Regions from separate parts of the Homo sapiens genome. Here region 1 is linked to region 2. Evidence: read pairs that join two places in POLR2A ChIA-PET (ENCODE). Cell type or tissue: CD4-positive, alpha-beta T cell. All regions are shown on one strand. Region 1 has its middle 25 kb from the start of IFNAR1. Region 2 overlaps LOC105372787 (a long non-coding RNA gene).

The links. Peaks named below come from ENCODE experiments on the same cell type or tissue, not always from the same donor. Only the 100,000 strongest peaks of a DNase experiment are listed, where the experiment ranks them.
Region 1: POLR2A ChIA-PET joins it to region 2 with 5 read pairs; 2 of 35 experiments call an interaction of 5 or more read pairs at or near these places.

What each region holds. Positions count from the first base shown.
Region 1 is chr21:33,297,752-33,301,751 of GRCh38, reverse strand. It overlaps a transcript of IL10RB not described here. Among named protein-coding and RNA genes, the nearest start is that of IFNAR1, 25 kb to the left of the region's middle. RefSeq lists an enhancer at 278-327. In CD4-positive, alpha-beta T cell, a CTCF peak has its summit at 1,913; DNase peaks (open chromatin) are centred at 611 and 2,151; H3K4me3 peaks cover 573 bases; H3K27ac peaks cover 1,624 bases.
Region 2 is chr21:33,184,329-33,188,328 of GRCh38, reverse strand. All of the region lies in intron 1 of LOC105372787 (a long non-coding RNA gene), which reads left to right. Among named protein-coding and RNA genes, the nearest start is that of LINC01548, 16 kb to the right of the region's middle. In CD4-positive, alpha-beta T cell, no CTCF peak of the experiment used is centred here; a DNase peak (open chromatin) is centred at 2,278; H3K27ac peaks cover 1,370 bases.

The sequences.
Region 1 (4,000 bases), 110 kb before region 2:
TCTGCTTAACTGGGTTGCTGTGGGAATTAAATGAAAATGTAAAAGTGCTTAGAACAAGACCTGCACATAGGAAGCAGTAAGTAAGGGTTGGCTATCGCTCCCACCCCATCAGCTCCATAGGGCAGGTGTGCAATGCGACCCTCAGGGGCAGCCCAGTAGCAGGCAGGCCCCAGGCAGAGGCCAAGAGGAGGGGAACTGCAGCTGGCTTGTGTTTCCTGTTTATATTGAATTGTTTAACCCAATTTAAAGTCTGTCCTTGCCATGACTCCTCCTGCTCAGAGATATTACTCCCACAGCTTTAACCTTCCGGTTATCTTTTTTATCACAATCCAACAGCAATAAATTTGACCTCGTAAAGTGCCAGCCCAATAGTCAGTGGCTGTTTAATTAAGAGTTCTCATGGGCATGGAAACAAAGACATTGTTTGGTGTCTGCTTGATTCAAACAGGAGTGGTGAGGTGGTCAGGAGACAGAACCATGGACCTGACTCAGGGAGAAAAATCATGTTGAGTCTCTGAGTCTCTAGTTCATAAAATAGACTTTGTTTTTTACTTCCCGTTTGTTTTTTAAGGAAGTTGATTTGCAACAGCATTTTCTGAACTAGAGAGTTCAGGAAATGGGACAGTGAGGCAGCATGCCCAGTCATTCTCAGCTAACTCCCTTGCTGAGAAGAGTAAGATACTAAGTTCCCGTAAAATAAATCTGAATGACCCTCTGCCCATCTTCTTCCCCATTTTAGATACTAAGAAGATATTAGAACTGGTCAGGGTAAAACAACAGAGTCTTTCCGTGCTGGATTAAGTTTCCTGCGGCAGAAGTAACAAATGATCGCAAGCTGGGTGGTTTAAAACAACAGAAATTGTCCAAGGAATGTAGCCCAGTAGGTTTCAGCCTTACTTTACCCAGCCCCTCTTCAAGATGGAGTCGCTCTGGTTCAAACACCTCTGAGAACGGCATCAGCAGATTGAGTGTCTGGTGAGGGCCTGTCCTCATAGGTGGCACCTTCTCTGTGTCCTCACATGGTGGAAGAGATGGGCAGCTCCTCTTTTATGAGGTCATTAATCCCATTCACCACCTCCTAAAGATTTCTACATACGAATTTTGGAGAGGCACAAACATCCAGACTGTAGCATCTGGATATCCTGTACAGAACATAACTGTTTTCTTTCACTTTGCATATTTGTTTTATTTTTGTTTTTCGCTTGCATATGTTTTATGGTGATTTGTTAACTTACAGCTCTCTGTTTAATCTGCATGTATAATTGTCATGTATCCCAAGAAGGCTTTTGTTTACCTTTTTTTTTTTTTTTGAGATGGAGTTTCCCTCTTGTCACCCAGGCTGGAGTGCAGTGGCACGATCTCGGCTCACTGCAACCTCCGCCTCCCGGGTTCAAACAATTCTTCTGCCTCAGCCTCCTGAGTAGCTGGGATTACAGGCACCTGCCACCACGCCTGGCTAATTTTTTGTATTTTTAGTAGAGACGGGGTATCACCATGTTAACCAGGCTGGTCTCAAACTCCTGACCTCAGGTGATCCACCCACCTCGGCCTCCCAAAGTGCTGGGATTACAGGGGTGAGCCACCGCACCTAGCCATCATTATTTATTATCCATTAATTCAACAAATATTTCTTTGTACCAGCTACTTAGGATTATCTTATTAGGCACAAAGAAAGGGGTAGCAACTTGGAGAATTGCTTCCCAGGTGGTCAGTGGTGAGCAGCCGAGAAGGCTGAAGTGCATGGGAAGGATGCATTCCTGGGGCATGTTTCCCAGAGACACTCACAACCCCTCAGGAAAGAAATCTTCCTGTGGAAGCACAAGGTAATGAGTGGAGTCAGTTAGCTGGGTATTAAAAGAAAGCGACCCCTTTGAAAGCCAGATAACATAAGGTCACACAGAAGTGCAGGTAAGCACGTCCTTTCAATCTATCATAACTGCTCTGCTACAGCAGCTGTTCTCCACCTTGACTGCAAACTGGAATCACCTAGGAGCTTTAAAAAATGCTGATGCAAAAATCCCTCTGCAGAGAGCTGAAATTCATTGGTCATGGTAAGGCCTGGGCATCCACATTTCTAAAGCTCTCCTGGCGGCCACAGTGTGCAGCTACGGCTGAGACCCATGGTTGTGAGAGGAAGGAACAAAGGTGCCCTGGAGGCTAAACCAGTCTGGGGATGGGTGTGGGAGGTATGTTAGGGGAGGGGCAGGAGCCCCAAAAGGAAGTGAGATATTTTCAACAAGGCGAGGCAGCCAGAAAGAGCGAGGAGGAAGGGTGGAAGGGGGTGAGGATGGCTTACACTGTCTTCCCCTCAGGGAATCTTTCAAACCAACTGGACATATGTTTTCTGCTAGAATGTCTGATTGGTGGCCCACAGATGCTCTGCTGAAACCCCTTCTGGTCCCAGAATTCTTGGACATTTTCCCACAGGTGTTCTTCCCTTAGTCACTTCCTGGTGAAGTGGCATCCTTTGTCTGGGGAAATACCCAAGATTCATTGTCTTATGCTAAGGAAATTGAAGTCACAGACACAGGAAATCGAAGACATGGACACACAAAAACTGGGTTTAACAGTGGAAGTTCAATAGTTGAAAGAAAGAAGAGAGAGCTTCCTTGTGCAGAGGGAGGGGGTGCGAGTGGGTCCGAGTGGGTTTCCGGGTTTGGGGCAAGATACGGTTGGTTTTACAGATGAGCTTGAAGAGGCAGTGTTTGATTTATATAGGGCATAGTGGATTGGTTGGGCCAGCTGTGCCATTTACATAGCCCACAAAGAGGCTGGCCATCCCACCCTAATCTTTTATTCTGCAGATGGGGTCTCTACCTGGCCAGCACCATGACACCTGCACACATGACGACAAAGAGAAGGGAGGAGGAACCTCCATATTGGATGTACTTGGCTTCCAGGTATCCCTTTTCTATTGGCACAGCTGCCGCATTCACCTGTGCAAGCTTCCAGCTTGCTAATCTACGCTTGCAGCTTGATTTTTCAGGCTTGTATCCTAACCACTCATATTTTCCATTCTTTTGTTTCTCTGTACTGTGCCCTGGATAATAACTTCTTTTTTCTTTAAAAAAGTGTAACAAGATCTTAAAATTCAATTTCAAAAATAATTTTTTATTTTATTATTTATTTATTTATTTAGAGATGGAGTCTCGCTCTGTCACCCAGGCTGGAGTGCAGTGGCACGATCTTGGCTCATTGCAGCCTCCACCTCCTGGGTTCAAGTGATTCTCCTGTCTCAGCTTCCCAAATAGCTGGGATTACAGGTGTGCACCACCACGCCTGGCTAATTTTTGTATGTTTAGTAGAGACGGGGTTTCACCATGTTGTCCAGGCTGGTCTCGAACTCCTGACCTCAGGTGATCCACCTGCCTCAGCCTCCGAAAGTGCTGGGATTACAGATGTGAGCCACCACACCCGGCCAAATTTTATTTCTATATACATGCAGCAAACATTGAAAAAAGTTTCAAAAAAGCAATCACAGATCTACCCTCCCTATGATGGTTAATTTTATGTGTCAACCAGCTAGACTGATTAGGTAAAATGCGAGTCTTGATGTTGGTGTGAAGGTATTTTTAAAGATGAGATTAACATTTAAATCCATAGATTTTTGAGTAAAGCAGATTACCCTCCATAATGTGGGTGAGTTTCACTTCTATCACTTGAAGGAAGGCCTTAAGAGAAAAGAAGCCTGAGGTCCCTTGAGGAGGAGTTAATTCTGCCTCCAGACTGCTTTTGCTCAAGCTGAAACATCCACTCTTACCTGGGTCTCTAGCCTGTTGGTCTGCCCTGCAGTTTTTGAACTTGCCAGCCTCCACAGTTCCTTCAAATAAATCTCTATGTTCATTCTATTGGTTCTGTTTCTCTGGAGAACCCTAATACCCTTCCTTTTCTCTTTCTTTTCTTTTTTTTCTTTCCTTTCTTTCTTTCTTTTTTTTTGACAGGGTCTCATTCCATCACCCAGGCAGGGCCGGAGGGCAATGGCATGAACATAGCTCACTGC
Region 2 (4,000 bases):
GAAATATGGACTTTTCCTCATGGAATTTGGTTATTTTTCTCTTATTTTGATGAAAACTAGAATGAATCAAACGGTAATTTTAGGAGAGTTTTGAGGTCATAAAAATCTATTTGCACTTTGAAAGTTCCAGGTACATGTAGATCATTACCTATAAATTGCAGGGAGCTCCAGGAGACAGGTGGGGAAGAATGTATGAACAGAACTGACTGCTTTGAATTTAAGATGGTATTATGTTGGTGCAAAAGTAACTGTAGTTTTTGCCATTACATTAAAAAAAAAAAAGACAAAAACTGCAATTAGTTTTGCACCAACCTAATATTTAATCATTTCCTGCCTAAAAATGGGGACATAAATGAAATATTCATTGACTTTTAATTCTGTACTGCCTTTTTGTTAATCACAGTTCTTTCTATTGCTTTGAGAGAGTGGATCAAAGTTGACTGGAATTAGTGTTTGGAAGTCAATATTCTAAAGCTGAAAAATACCTTGTCTTCTTCCCCTCCTCCCTCACTTTAAAAATGGTTTAGAATAAAGGCTCCTGATTGCAATAGCGATTTGTGGTTAATATCATTAGACTTCTGGTTTGGAATAATGCTGCTAATTAGTTTCTGTCCTAGACTTTTTCTAATTAAAGCCTAGAGAGGCCTTGGTCCTAAACACCTGGGCAGATTACCTAATTAGATGAAAGAAACATACATAGTCGTTCACAGGTAATTATTCTAACTTTCACTGCTTGTGGAATACTAAACATGTGACAAAAATGGTGTTCTTTCTACCCTGTGAACTGCAAAATATCATCTCCCTGGCACAGAAATTGGTACTGGCACTGTCTTCTAAATAGACAGCTTTGAATCCTTTTTTAATGTGAATACATGCAGAAAGTGACAGATTTAGTTTTTTCCTCCTAGACGTAGGAGAAAACACACACACTAGTTGCTCCTCTGCCGTCTCCCACATGTTCTTTTGAGGAGGATGTTCCCTTTGATAAGCCAAGCAGAACTTGGACTCTCTTTGGTGCGCCATGCTCTTGGGCATTCATTTATATACTCATATATACATTTATATATATTCACATATATATAAATATATACATTTATATATATTCACATATATATAAATATATACATTTATATATATTCACATATATATAAATATATACATTTATATATATTCACATATATATAATATATATTCACATATATATAATATATATAAATATATATATTTATATAACATGAATATATTCAGTCAATGAATATTTCATTTATGTCCCCATTTTTAGGCAGGAAATAATTAAATATTAGGTTGGTGCAAAACTAATTGCAGTTTTTGTCATTTAAAAAAAATGTAATGGCAAAAACTACAGTTACTTTTGCACCAACATAATACCATCTTAAATTCAATAGCAGTCAGTTCTGTTCACACATTCTTCCCCACCTGTCTCCTGGAGCTCCCTGCAATTGTTTGTCCCAGTGCTAGACGTTGTCAGGGTGGCCTCCTGAAGATGGGGCATCTTCTCTTCTTTAGAATTTAGAATTGAAAGCCCAACCTCTGTGTCTGTGTTCTTACAAAAGGAAAAGGATGAAAATCTCTGGGATCCTTTCAGCCATAAGCCTGGCTGCATGGATCATTCTCAGCTCACCCAGCACGGGAAGAGTCAGGCCCAGGTGGAGCTGAACAGGAGGTGCTTGCACTGAATCCACCTGGGACCTGGAGAATATTTTACCCTTTGGGGGACACACTGGAAGGTTGTGACAATGGTCTTAGCCAGTCTGTGTAACCTCAATTGCTGTAGACCAGCCCAAGGGCACCACTGGCCCTTCCCTAAGCATGTCCTGTCCTTCCCTACTTTGGTCTTGGCTCTTACTAATTCTCTCTCAGTCCCATCTTCTGTTACATCTTCATCTCTTGAAGTCCTGTCTCTCCTTTGAGGCCCAACCCCTGTGGCATCCCTTCTCCAAAGCCTTTTCTAGAATTCCCCATTGGTTTCATTTCTTTCCCTTTCCTTGAAGCCTGTTAGCTTTGTGCACCTCTCTCACAAGCCTTATGGTGTCTATTTTGTATTAGCGTTATTTGAGGTCCTATCTTAGCTCTCTGGTGATATTATCAGCCACTTCATTCATTTGCTCAGCAAACATTCACTGAGCGTGTGATATGTGCTTGACACATCTAGCCTGATATATCAGCGCCTACTCTTCTAGGTGCTGAAGATTCAGTGACAGGAAAACATACTTCCTTCCTGCATCGAGCTTACAACCCAACAGGAAGGAGAGCAGACCAAAAACAAGAGAGCACATCAATACATGCGATAAGGTCATGTAGTGATAACAGCTGCTAGAAGGAAATCACGTACTAGATAGGAAGTGATGGGGGGCCCGAGGTAGAGAATAATGCATACTCATTAGCCCAGCACTGTTCTCATCATCTGTATCTATTAATTTGTCTAATTCTCACAACCACTCCATGCATATGGTACCCCTACTGATCCCACTTCAGAAAGAAGTAGTTGAGTCCCAGAGTGGTTAGGACACTTGCCCAAGCTCACACAGCTGGTCAATAGCAGAGCTGTGCCCTCCTCTGAGCCCCTGCTTGCAGCCAGCACACGCACTCTGAGATTGCCTGGTCACCCTTTGTTCTTCTCATCATGGCCACAACAGTGGCAACACAGCAGAAGTTCTAGCACTGACTGTGGGGTCTGGCAACCATGGGATGAACTGTAAGGGCCTCAGAGCAACCCTGGGTCCCTGGCTGCAGAGCTCCTGTGGCACAATTTAGGTGGTGCTCGTGGCTGCAGAGTTGCTGTTCTGGTTATCTATTACCATGTAAGCAATCACCCCAAAACTTAGGAGCTCAAACCAGGATCAACATTCGTTTTGCTTTTGAAAGTATAATTTGTGCAGGGTTTGGCAGGGACAATCATTTCTGCTCCACTCACCATTGGTTGAGTGGCTTGAAGGCTGGGGGCTAGGATCATCTGAGGCCTGCTTGCTCATGTGGCTGGTGGTTGATGCTGGCTCTTGGCTGTGACCTTAGCTGGGGCCATGGCCAGACACCTCGATGTGGTTTTCCCATGGGGCTGCCTGGCTTCCTCACAACATGGAGGCGAGGTCCCAAGGGAGAACATTGAGAGAGGGAAGGAAGGAAAGAGAGAGAGAGAGACAGAGAGACAGAGAAGAGAGAGACAGAGAGACACATGCAGAGAGAGGGAGACAGAGAGACAGAGAGATATACAGACACAGAGAGAAGGAGAGAGAAAAAGAGAGAAAGAGAGAGTCAGGCAGAAGTTGTATCACCTGGAAATGATAGAGCATCTCTACCGCCATGTGCTATTCATTAAGAGAGAGTCACTAAGGCTAGCCCATATTCAAGGAGGGGTGGCGATTAGACTCCTCCTTCCATGAGGGGACTGTCTAAGAAGTTTTGCTTATGTTTTAGAACCAGTACAGTGGCACACTCAGTTCCTCACCTTTCCCAGAGCTTCTATGAGCTGACTAATACTTAAAAAAAATAAATTCCTCTTAGGTTTCAGATATCTGGAGTCTGAAGTGGTTTCTATTACCTTTTTTTTTTGAGACTAGTCTCACTCTGTCACCCAGGCTGGAGTGCAGTGGCATGATCTTGGCTCACTGCAACCTCCGCCTCTTGGGTTCAAGTGATTCTCATGCCTCAGCCACCCGAATAGCTGAGACTACAAGTGTGCACTACATGCCTGGCTAATTTATTTTTATTTTTATTTTTAGTAGAGATGGGGTTTCGCCATGTTGGCCAAGCTGGTCTCGATCTCCGGGCCTCAAGAGATCCACCCACCTTGGCCTTCCAAAGTGCTGGGATTACTCTGTTGTCTTACATGAAGAAGTAAGGGTGGGGTCAGGCTGCCCACTCACGTCCGTCTGATTCCAAAATCTGTTCTCCAAATCCTACCTTACTCATCTCCTGGAGGGCACAAGAATAGAGCTCTCATGGCTGATGCATTCATTCATGCAACCAACAAAAACTCAAA